Linked DNA regions of Homo sapiens: region 1 is linked to region 2. The links are chromatin contacts, found by Hi-C in ENCODE. All regions are on one chromosome and are shown on one strand. The core of a region is the stretch at or near the end of the contact, and the rest is flanking DNA. Distances in the headings are between cores, read along the strand shown.

Region 1 (6,118 bases), core at 2,919-5,418, 890 kb after region 2:
GACCATCACCCGATGGTCACCTGACATTCCTGGTGAGGTGCGGGAGAAGCCCTCTCCTGCCTTGCACATGCCTGGCTAGCCACCTACTGTAACAAGGGGAGAGGATCACTTGAGCCCAGGAAGCAGAGGCAACAGTGAGCTGTGATTGCACTACTGCACTCCAGCCTGGGTAACAGATTGAGACCCTACTTAAAAAGAAAAAAAAAGAAGAAGAATGAAAATTCCACAAACAATGGGCCCTGTGGGTCTCACCTACAACTAAACCTTAGGTCCAACCACTGTATTTTATACATTGGAAACAAGATATAATTTTTGATTGAAAAACTATAAGGTAAGCTCAGCAACCCCTGAAAAGAATTATTTGGCTGTTGTCACTACCTCATACCTGTGAACCCCGAAAATCTGAGACAGGTCTCAGTTAATTTAGAAAGTTTATTTTGCCAAGGTTGAGGATGCACCTGTGACACAGCCTCAGGAGATCCTGATGACATGTGCCCAAGGTGATCAGACCACAGTTTGGTTTTACACATTTTAGGGAGACATGAAACATCAATCAACATATGTAAGATGAACTTTGGTTCCGTTTGGAAAGGTGGGACAACTCAAAGCAGGGAGAAGGCTTCCAGGTCATAGGTAGATAAGAGACAAATTGTTGCATTCTTTTAAGTTTCTGTTAGTCTTTCCAAAGGAGGCAATCAGATATGCATTTATCTCAGTGAGCAGAGGGGTGACTTTGAATAGAATGGGAGGCAAGTTTGCCCTAAGCAGTTCCCAGCTTGACTTTTCCCTTTAGCTTAGTGATTTTGGGGGCCCAAGATATTTTCCTTTCACACACCCAATCTAAATAAAATCTATTTCATGTGTATTTTCCACTAGAAATTCAGGCTCCCGAAGGGCATAGTCTTACTCAGGTGGCAGAAAAACTGTAATTACTGCAAATGCCAGGTTTACCATAAACACATCTCTAAATGGAGTTCTCTAGGTCTTGACATAAATAAAAAGGGTTGATTCACACTGAACTTCTCCACTTCAAAAAGAAACAGAGTAGCAGAAGCACAAACCAGATTGCAGTGGGTTGGGGAGTGAATCACAGATATACAAAAATAGGAGGGACTGCTCTTATCCTGGACAGGAGTTTTAAAATCAGTCTTTGGTTAGCAGCATTTTTAGTAACATTTTTATACCATATAGTAACATTTTCATACCTATACTATGAATTATAAAAATAGTTTAATTCATATTACGGAAAAAATAGGAGTCACTTTGAAGGTATCTTTTACAATAAGCAATTCACAGAAGGGAAATCTGAATGCCACTTTCACATATGAAAAATGTTTGAACAGTAATGAGAGAAATAAACATTTAAACCACAGTGAATTACCATTTTATACCCAACCAATTGGCAAAAACAAATTTAAAGTTGGAAAACACCAACTGTGATGATAATATAGACCAACAAAAACCCTCAAACACTTGTAATGGAGAGACAACACAGCACTGTAGCTGAAAGCACAGACTCTAGAGCCATTGTGTATGGTTTCAAGTTATTGCTCTACTTCATAACTAGCTGTGTGACTTTGGGCAACTTACATAACATCTTGGTGCCATCTGTGAAACTGGAATGATGATAATAGATCCTACCTCGAGAGGACTAGTGTGAGTATTGATGAGTTACTATAACATGCTACATAAGTATTTGCTAGTATTATTATTACTGAAATAGAATAATGACTTTAGAGAGCAATTTGACTAGTGCTAATACAGTTGAAGCTGTGCATAGCATACAACCCAGCAATTTTGCTTCTGCGTGCACACCCCAAAGAAACACCTACAGGTGTACACAAGGAGGTATATGCAAGAATTTACATTGTAGCACTGTTTGTAATGGAGAAAACTGGAAATAGTCAAAATATCCATCTGCAGAAAAAAATGTTTTAAAAAATCTATGGTATATTCATATAATAGAATACTATAAAGCAGTGAAAATAAATAAATTAGTGCAGTAGTTCTCAAATTTTACCATGCACTATAATCACCTGGAGAACTTGTTAGAACACAGATTACTGGGGCCCACCTTCAGTTTTTGATTCAATAGGTCTGTAATGGGGCTCAAGGGTTAGCATTTTCCAAGTGATGTTGATGCTGCTGGTCCAGGACAACACTTTGAGAATCACTGAATTGGACCTTCATTGATCAACATGGACAAATCTTACAAACAGAATGTTGAGTGGAAAATGGAAGTTGCAAAAGAATACATATGCTTTGATACCATTTATGAAAAGTTTTAAAATATGGAAAAGAAATCATTTTACTGCATATGTATATATATCACATATACACATGCAGTAAAAATTTTCAATAAGATCACAAAGCTAGTCAGTTACAGGTCTAGGATTTGTACCTATGTGTATCCGTGAAATCGCCTTTGCAAACTGAAACCCCCTTTGCAAAAATTCTATCAGTGAGAAAATTATAGCAGTGGAGGAGATCTGATCTAGCCAAACCCCATCTTGCCTTTAGCTTTCAGTCTGTCCTTAATTATTCCTGGGCTTAAGCCAAGATAACTTTGGGAGACATTTAGTTTAATAGTTTAAATAATTACAGTCCTTCCCCAAAACTCAATTGCCTTTGTAAAGCTAATGAGAGACCACCAGACAACGGGGATAGATGAGCCTGAATTCTGTTAAGTGTAGACATAAGTGATTGCCAGCCATTATTCCAGAGGTCACAAGATATGCAACTTCCCCAATTACTCCTACAGATAACATCACTATTGTAGAATCTAGGATTGGCCTTTTTGGGTATATTTTTAAGTTTTTTGCATGTTTGACTACTGATGGCTCCACCTGGACCCACCAACTGTTCCTGTGGCTCCACCCAGAAACAACTCAGTAGGCAGGAGGACCATCTCCCATACCCCTATGACTGCACCAGTCAGCAGCAAGCACCCATTGCCTAGCCACCCCTACCCCTTTCCCCAGACTACCTTTGAAAAGAAACCTAGCCCCCAAATGCTCCAGGAGGCCGATTTGAGTAATAATATAACTGATTTGAGTAATAATAAAACTTCTTCCATTTTTCCACTCGATGTTGTGTAAAACTCTTTCTCCATTGCAATCCCTATACCTTGATAAATCATCTGTATCTGGGCAGCAGGCAAGAAGAATCCACTGGGCCACTATATCTGGATCTAAAGGCCATGTATTTTCCACTACAAGCTAATTAACAAGAGGTATCCTTTCCCCTCAGAAACAACTGGACACACCTGTGTAGATTCTACATAAAGAACAGCTAAAGAAAATCTGGTTAATACTTAGCCTAGTATACTTACCAGGAAATCAGCAACAGTCTTTCTCTGATATTCCTGAAATTGTAATCCCCACCTTACACTTGTATCACTTGTTTTCTAAATATTAATATACGGTAAAAATCAGGTGGCTGTGTGCTATGGGAAAATCTGGAGGAAAAGATAATTTTAAAAATATACTTTTTTGGCTCTGCTTGCTACTGAAAAAAAATTTTTTTAAGAAAATATACTCTTCCCTCCTTAACATTAAAGTGAATCCACAGAAGATGTGTTTGGTGAAGTGTCTGGTGGTGAATACTAAGTAGAAAGGGCAGACTAACACAGCCTTAGAGCCTGGATAAAATCCTGGTGTCCTGAAAGTTTGACCGTGGGAAATCTGGAGGATAAGGTCTATCTCTGGTCTGTCTATCTAACTTCTGCACCTTGCACATAGTAGAGGCCTGACAGATACATGCCAACCCATGTGTGCATGCAATAATTCAATCCACAATTAGGAACATTGTGCCAAAAGGAGACCCACCAACTAAAAAGAAATACAAATTCTTAGCTTTCTGTGACTACCCTTTACTGCCTTTGCTGGCGAAAACAAAGAAGAAAAGAGGAGGCTTCAGTATTCAAATACTGCCAGTTCCGCAGTGAATTCTAAAAATGGTTACTCTTGGGATACAAGGAACCCCCACGAGGATAAACAACCTCTGAGGTTACCTGAATGCCCCAGCAAAGGGCACGACTACTTCCGGAGCCGCACCGGAACCCCTTGGCGGATTATGTGGGTTCCTGCGGGAACGATTTAAGAATAGGACTACTTCCTGCTTCTGGATATGGGCCGGTGAAGGGAAAGGAAATAGCTCTACGAGCGGCATCCTGCCTGCGTTAGCGGCGGTGGAGGAGGAGGCAGAGAGGAGTGGAGGGCGGAGTAGACGGAGGAGGCTGCTGCAGAGAAGAAAGTGTCAGAGCCGGTAAGTGAGCCAGTCACCTTAGAGCAGGGGACAGCGGACAGCGCCCCAGGGCTCGCTTCGCAGATATGTGGTCCCAAGTTGCTGAGCTGCCCCATGGGGTCAGGTCGGTCGCCTGTCAGTCGGCGCCGAGAAGAGACTGTTGGGGCGCTGGGGCCGGGCCTCGCGGAGCGCCAGAGTGCGCTCTCGCTGGCTGACAGCCTATCTCGGGAGCCAGAGGAGGCCCCGGGCTTTGTCCTGCCTGGTGGTGCTGGGGTTTCGCATCCTGGACAGCTTCCCCAGACAGTGTTTGGAATTCAGGGAAGGAAGAAAGTACGTGCGCCCCCATTTAACCCTCGGGACCTGGCGAAATCCTGCTACGTGGGTAGTGAACATTGTATCGGGGACTGAAGGAAATGCTTGTAAAGAGTGTTAGTCTGGAGCCATACTTTCCCTGCCCTGTTCAAGCTCCCTGGACTGTCGGAAGCGGAGTTGTTTGTAAAGGCAAATGCAGACGCCTCCTCCTCCTGTCACTTCGGGACAAGTTAACAATCTTCAGATTCGTTATTAAAGCCTCGTGTACCCTATGTGATCTATCAGGTTAGTACTGCTGTGGGTATCTGGTGCTTGTTCTGTAAATATACTTGATGTCGAGATCACAGTTAAATATCTCCAAGCACTTTTTGAAGAGAAACAAGACTGACCTAACAGTCGGGACTATTTAGCATACTTTCCCTCACCTTTACTTTAATCGTTTTAGCATGCAGAGTAAGGATGGTAATCTTAAATGTACTAGATTAAGTTATTGTGCATCTGCAGAAGGCCTGTGGTATAATAGGATATGAAACTCTTGATAACTGACGAAATGAGTGAAATGATTATATAAAGATTGTTACTGTAAAGATCAGAAATAGCTTTTATTAAGTTCCTGCTTTTCTGTTGTCTTAGGTTCGGCTTTAGAGTGTGGTGAAGGGTACTTTTCATGGTGCATGGAAGGAAAGCCAATGCGCAGGTAGGCATTTAGGAAGAAAACCTTTGGTTTCACTGATTAAAATTCAGCATGTAATAATTTAAATTTTTAAAAAAGAGTTTCAATCTTACTAAATTCTGCTTGGAACTAATGAGTCTTGTTCTACAATAAATCAAAAGTAATATTAAGAATTAATAGCTTTTTAATAGAATAAAATACAGAAGTTGTTTCTGAAAAGTGCTGTGGATTGTATGTAGTGCTAAACACTTAAATTTTCCTTTTTTCATGTTTTTTACAGTAAATAATCATTAAGTTCATTATGATACTATATGGATTTATTATAATCTTCAGTTCCCTATAAAATGTAGAGGATTCTGTTCCCATGTAAGAATCATAATTATTTATAATATACTGTACTGCATGCCTAATTATGGTTTTGGTTATTTCCTTGATGTTCAATCATACATTTGTTCTGTTAATTAAAATAGCTGCATTGTAGGGAAGATTGTATAAGGACTAAAATAGGTATTAGACATAATAACTTAGTCCATAGAAAAATAGAACAATGTCTGGGAAAATATAGACAATAAATAGGCCCTCCCAACCCTAGAATTTAATAATGTTTTTTCTCATTTTGTTCTAACAAATGAGACTAGAATCTTTATGATACAAAATCATCCCAGTTCTATTTCTTTGGTTTTTACATTTGTTTTCTATTTATTGAACTCTATTTAATCATTTGTTATTTAACATCAAAGATAAACAACTTCTGCAGTTCTTTTAAGAGAAGAAACATTTTATAATGGGAATATGACTTATAACTCAGAACTTGGAGCAAGAACCAGAATGTATATCTTTATCCAAATCTGTTATTGGTTTATCAATTGACCTTGAGCTGTTCACCTT
Region 2 (6,284 bases), core at 2,250-4,749:
TCTAACTGCTACTGAAAAAAGTCCTCGCTTGCTCCTCCTTATTCTAGACAGCCCTTTCACCGCAATTCCAGAGACCTAAGCCCTCAGTTCCTAAGCCTCGATTTTCTGGTGTTAATTGGGTTGGTTCTTCTCAGTTTTGTCCGCTGTCAGGATGAGATTCAGCTTTCTCAGACCTGCTAAGTTAGTTTTCACTTGCCCATCTGCTTCTAGCTCAGAGACCAAGTTGTGTTGCTTTGGCCTTTTCTCCTATTCCAACCGTTCCTGTGGATTTATGTCTTTTGAAAGATTCCTTTATTGTAGTTTATAAGGAGAAGTAAAATTAGATGCATATATTAAATTTGCCACCTTAACTAGGAACCTCTGAAAAAAATAATGTCTTTCTTTTCTTCAGAGCTCACTTCATCCTCTTCAGGAGGAGCCATCTGTTGGCTACTGGAGGAAAATATTCACAGTGTTCATTTGGATTTAAATTAGTTAAATCAGATAATTTAATCCATTCCTTTAAGTAATGCTCAGACTCCAGGAAGCAACAACAATGACAACAACAACTGTGTTCTCTATGACTGCTCCACTATTCTTTTTTTTTTTTTTTTTTTGACTGCTCACTATTCTACGTTTCTCTCAAAGATGGTATCCAGACATCTGGATAAGGAGGTCTGAGCGGAGGATTTTGGCCCTTTGGGGCCCATGTTCTCTGGACTCTGGGTGATGTTTGTGTTCACCTATTTGCTGTTTGCCTTCCTGGTATTTTGTTGTGAAGTCAGTGGCTGGTCTCTTGTTGCCCCATTTCCCTCCTGGCTTCCTCAGAACCTAGTAGTGCCCTTTTGCTGGCCTAGCTTAGCCCTGTCTCCCATTGGCTTCAGGCCCTGGGGGCTCCACTGTGTCCTCCTGCTAATTCACTGGCTCCAAGATCCACCTCAGCCCCTTCAATAAGGCCACTGCCACTGTGGATTCAGCAGCTGGTGGCTGGATCTTGACTCATCCCTGATACCCCATGGGAATCAAAGGTTACTTTGGAAAGCTGAACTTAAGAGACTCCCTCCACACTGAGCTTCCTAACTGATGTAGTCATATATCAGGTTGGTGTAATTATTCCCCAGATGCCTCAACAGGGAGCAGGGAATAAGCAGCCCTCTTGCCCTCAGTTTTACTCTAATGCATTCCCTCATCCATGGGCCAAGGCCTGGAATGGGGGCAATTGGAATACACATGGTTAAGAGTCTTGCTCTCCTGCCTTCTAATTTTCTGTGTTTTATTAAAAATTCATGGGGGAGTGGCCTTTCCTTTTATTTCCAGAGTCATGTCTTTGAGCAGCAAGACTCTCAGGGGGTTTGCCATCAGAGACCCAGGGATCTATCATCTCCACACGATGAGCCATGTCTGTGAGTTGGGTTCTTGATGTGGGGTAATAAAAGAGTTTGGAAAAACCCTCTGTCAGAATATTGGCTTCTGAATAATTCTGTTTTGTATATCAGAAACTGAATATTAGCACATTTTTTTCTCTTTGCATTTCTTTTGTAAAATATCCTGGTATTTCCCCAGAAATGAACTCCTTAGGCTGACTTAATAAAAAAAAAAAAAAGCAAAAAAGTGGGGCAGGTATAATTTTACAAGATCTTACCCACTGCAGGTGTGATGTAATCACATTGATGTAGTTTGAAAAGAATCAGAAACCCTGGGGCTGGCTAAGCATTCAGTATTTAGAAACTGTTTTGGACTATGGGACTGTGGTTACTGAAGCTGACACACTTCCAGGTTTTAGGGCAGAGAGGAACTATCTGAATATTAGCTGTGTGAAGTAGGGCCATTACTTAACAATCCTTCGTTTGTAAAGTTGGGTTGTTAAGATGACTAAATGAGAGGTTCATAAAACATTTATGCTTTAAAAGGTTTAGAAGGTGTTATCGTCATCGTTATTGACATCATTACAGTTGAGCCCTGAACAACACACAAGGGTTAGAGGTGCCAACTCCCCTGACCCTGTGCAGTTGCAAATCTGCATTTAACTTTTGACTCCCCAAAAACTTAACTATTAATAGCCTACTGTTGACTGGAAGCCTTAACTATAACATAAACAGCCATTTTGTACTGTTTTGAATTTTATATGTTATTAATATATGTATTACGTGCTATATTCTTACAATAAAGCTAGGGAACAGAAAATGTTATTAAGAAAATCATAAGGAAGACAGAATATATTTACTGTTTATTAAGTGGAACTAGATCATCATAAAGATCTTCATCTTCATTGTCTTCATGTTAAGTAGGCTGAGACCGAGGAGTTGATCTTGCTCAGGGGTGGCAGAGGTGGAAGAATATCTCTCTGTAAGTGGACCCACACAGTTCAAACCTGTATGGTTCAAGGATCAACTGTACTATTCAGAAGAAGTCCATTGCCTTGATTTGAAACATTTCAAAGCTTAGGTTATTCTAGTTTTGCTAATTTAGAGCACTTCCATTCACCAGAAGCATCTTTGGACCAGCAGATTAAAGATGCAGGGAGCAGCCAATGCCTTAAAGATTTTTAGAAATAATTAAAGACAGCATTAATGAACATATGGACAGTCTGGCTGAAGATGCCACCTTGCATAAAGGTGGCCCAAACCTTGTCAACTTTGCTCTGTTTTAACAGTTTTACATTTATTTAAAGTCTTAAGAGTTTGTGACACTTTTTGATTAAGTGTGATTAATATGAAGAGTGAAATAACTTCTGTAAATATAAGAAATCATTTTTTAACTCTTAGCTAATTCAATGGGATAAATAAAATAGTGAGCTTGATTTCTTTAACTTAAAGCAGTTATAAGGGATTAAAAGTGCCAAAAAATTTTTTAAAATACTATTGGGTTATGAACTCTTTTAGTGACTTTTATGTCTTTTTCCCTTGAAACCTTCACATTTTCTTTAATGACATCTGTTATTTTTATTATCACAAAAAAAGATAGAGAAAAGCAAAATGACAAAAGATATTATACAACTGGGTTTTATATCTTAAGATAATAAACACATTCTAATTATCACCTAAGGACTGATCCTCTGTAGGTATGCTTTCTATTTTACCAATCTGAACTTGCGGAAATTAAAACTTTTTTTGGAAATGGCTTAAATTTAAACAAAACATCATGTTAGCCTCAAGGCAGGATGTTGTTGTTAAAGATTAGTTTAGAAACACTGATCTCTGTGTATTGCTGCATTTCATCAATATTTTTTACTTAAGACAGTCTGACAGGGATGTTGTCCTTGGGTTTGAATGAACATGGAAAGATTTTGTATGTGTTTTTTGTTGTCTGCTTTATATATATATAATCACTCATAATGTATAAAATATTCATAACCAGTTAAAATATACGGAAATTTTGAAAAATTAGGCAAGTTATCTTTGCTCTCCTTATCTGCAAAATAAAGAGAGGGTTTCTAAAGTTCTTTGAGCTGTGGAATTCTCCTTCTCTGGGAACTCAACCCAGTAGCTAGCTCTAGGAGGAAGTTGAGAAAAATGCTATTCTCAAGAGTAGCCACATGGTGGTGGAATGATTCCTCACAAAAATGGTATTCAGCTTCCCTGAAAGCAAAATGATTACATCCCAAAATTGAGTTATTCAAGGATCTCAGGAGACATGTGACGAAAGAGAGGAGGCAGCTCTGCGTGCTTCTGGGTCCCAGTGAAAATAGAAACATAATGTTCCTGTACACAAAGTAGTTAGAACTCTACCAAAGGCAATTCATGCAACTTTATTTCCCTTCTGACCTCGTGTTTGAAAGATATTTTTGAGTATTAAACTGTATATTTGTAATGAAATAAAGACCCTCATTTACTGTGTGCCTCTGCAATCTGTATTCCTTTAGCCTCAGTCAGCTATTTCTTGGCCTTGCATCGCCTCTAGCTGTGCCCTAATTCTTCTCCTTTCGTTTTCAGCTAAGTAAACTGTATTCATGACTGTAATTCATTTACACTTCAACACATCACGGTTCGGAGCCTAGACTCACTTCTAAAGGTCACCAATGAACTTTGTATTGCGAAACCCAAGGATGCTTTCTCAGTCCGTATCTTACGCCCTATCTTAAAACCCTCTGGTTTAGTTTCTTGACTCCAATCTGTCCTGGCATTCCTCTTGCTTCTTTGAGTGATTTCTTTCTTGTCTTTTGGGGCTCTTCCTCTTCTGTGTGTCCAGTAACTACAATAACCCAGGTTTCTAACATTACCCCAAAGTCTCCATTTCTTTACATACTTTGCTTGAGGAATTTCATCCTTGTCATTGTTTCATTTATAACTGGAATGACAACTAATGTCAAACTTAATCTTTACCCTAGAACTCATATGTAATCTTTAGCTTGATATGTCCCAGAAGAATCTCAAACTCAACATACCTGGAACTGTCTTCATTGTTGTTCTCTGTTCACCAATGGTTCCTTTATTTCTAGCTTAATTACTGGCATAACCATCTTGTTGCCCAAACCAGAGATTAAATAATTATGTAAGACTTCTCATTGTCCTGGGCCTTCTACATCTAGGCAATCAGCAAGGTCTAATGGTTTTAGCTCATAACTATTTTTTAAATCTGTTTTCAGGCTCATCCCCAATAACGATTTCCTTACTTAGGTCCTTGTCCTCTCCTTGGAACATCGCAATCTGTAGTTTCCTTTCTCCTGACTTGCTTCCCTTAAATCTGGTCTCTACAACGTAAGGAGCATACTTTTTCTAAAAGCAAAACCCAATCATTTAACCTCCTTGTGTAAACATTTTTAATGGTTCTTCATCATTTACAGATTAGAGTACAAAGTTCTTAATATAGTTTACAAAACCCCAAATGCCTGGCTTAGTCTCTCCAGTCACTTCCCATCTCATCTCTCACCAGTTCTTGTTTCACAACATTATAGTCTAGTGCTACCAGGCTTCTAGTTCCTCACCTCCTTCCCACTGTTTATGTCTCTGCATTCATTTATTTTGTTCCCTTTGTCTCAAATTTCTTTCCCACTTTTGTCTTGGTAGCTCTTGCTCATCTTTAACATTCTTATCACAAGATGTCTCAACTAGGACTCTTTCCTTGAATCCTCAGCTAGACTAAATGCCCATCCTTCTCATTCTCACAGCATGTGTTTATCTCCATCTTAGAACTTGACAGCTTTTAATGCAATTGTATGTTTATATATTTTGTACCCTCCAATAAGCAAGAGTCCCTTAAAAAGAGAGATCACATCTATTTGTTTTTCTTGTTCCCAGTTCCTAGTCTGGGGCTTAGTGCATAATGAATATTCAATAAATTTTTGTTGAATAGAATTTAATATTTTTGCGGCTTAGAGTCCCTGAGGGTGCTCTATGAAGTCTACTCCAGTTCTAAGAAAACTAAACTGTGGTTTTAGCTGGGGCCAGCTTCCTGGAAAAGACTTGAGCTGTGCCCTGAAGAGTTAGTTTAACAGAGTTTGGACTAATAGAGAGAAGTGAGGGGTATAATCAAAGTTGGATGAGCAAAGGCACGGAGGCTTGTACAGAGGATAGTGCAGAAACAATGTTAAATGTGTTTCTGAAGTGGAATAGTGAAATATGAGTTGGGATAGGGAGAATCCAGCTCATGAGAAATCTCTACTGAGGGACTGGCAAATTGGGGGCTTATTTCCATAAGCAGAAGGAAGCACTCAAAATTCTTGAACAGAGGAATGACATTTTCAGAGCCATGCTGCAGGAAGAGTAATTCAGCACAGGGTACAAAATGAATTGAAGTGAGAAACAGATGGGAATCAGTGAGGCCAATAAAAGTTGATGGCGGTTAATTAAACAGGTGCCACTTGATGAGGCCTTAGACCAGCATGGCAGCTGCGTGAAAAAAAGGAGTTGATTTTTGAGCCACTGGAGGAAGAATTAACAGAGACTGATTGCACGTGATAATAATAGAGAGAGAAGAGTCATGACATTTTAGATAAAGCAGCAGAAAGTTGGGGATACAATTAGTAGAGAGAGAAATTATAAAGGGCAGGATGGAATGTGGGACAGCAGCTGAATTTGGTTGGAAATCTTTGTATTTGAGATGATAAAACTTCACAATATTTAATATTTAGTAGGTATGCATAAGGGGTGCTATACACATTGGAGTGGTAGATGAATGAATGAAATCTTAGAAGTATCTGTCAGTAAAATGAAACCATAGTACCAGCTTATAGAGTGGTCTGAGTTAAGGATAGTGATATCGATTTAGGAAGTATCAGCTCAGAGTTCTGAAAACTGCCGAAGTGCATTCACCTCTGAAGGGAGAGATAGAAGTGAGGTAAAACACAGAGGTGCTTCTATCTTTCA

Evidence for each region. A loop is a pair of places that touch in the nucleus more often than their neighbours do. Pooled maps may share reads with other maps.
Region 1: a pooled map shows a loop between it and region 2 (3-fold over the local background). The contact joins the promoter of KLHL20 here to the enhancer-like site in region 2. A Hi-C loop is called at or near these places in 2 of 168 maps with a recorded cell type or tissue (B cell and naive thymus-derived CD4-positive, alpha-beta T cell), 6 of 37 single-sample maps with no recorded cell type and 11 of 50 pooled maps.

Annotation. Positions count from the first base shown.
Region 1 is chr1:173,710,813-173,716,930 of GRCh38, forward strand. It overlaps KLHL20 (kelch like family member 20), which reads left to right and starts at 4,169. Exons shown (of 12, transcript NM_014458.4): 1 at 4,169-4,266; 2 at 5,191-5,254. The coding sequence starts at 5,232. It also overlaps a transcript of ANKRD45 not described here. RefSeq lists enhancers at 4,073-4,262, 4,343-4,712.
Region 2 is chr1:172,822,677-172,828,960 of GRCh38, forward strand. It overlaps LOC105371618 (a long non-coding RNA gene), which reads right to left. Exons shown (of 3, transcript XR_007066734.1): 3 at 2,449-2,513. Among named protein-coding and RNA genes, the nearest start is that of FASLG, 170 kb to the left of the region's middle. Within about 2 kb of position 3,500, at least 9 of the 41 ENCODE cell types and tissues checked have a DNase peak (open chromatin) inside an H3K27ac peak, as active enhancers do.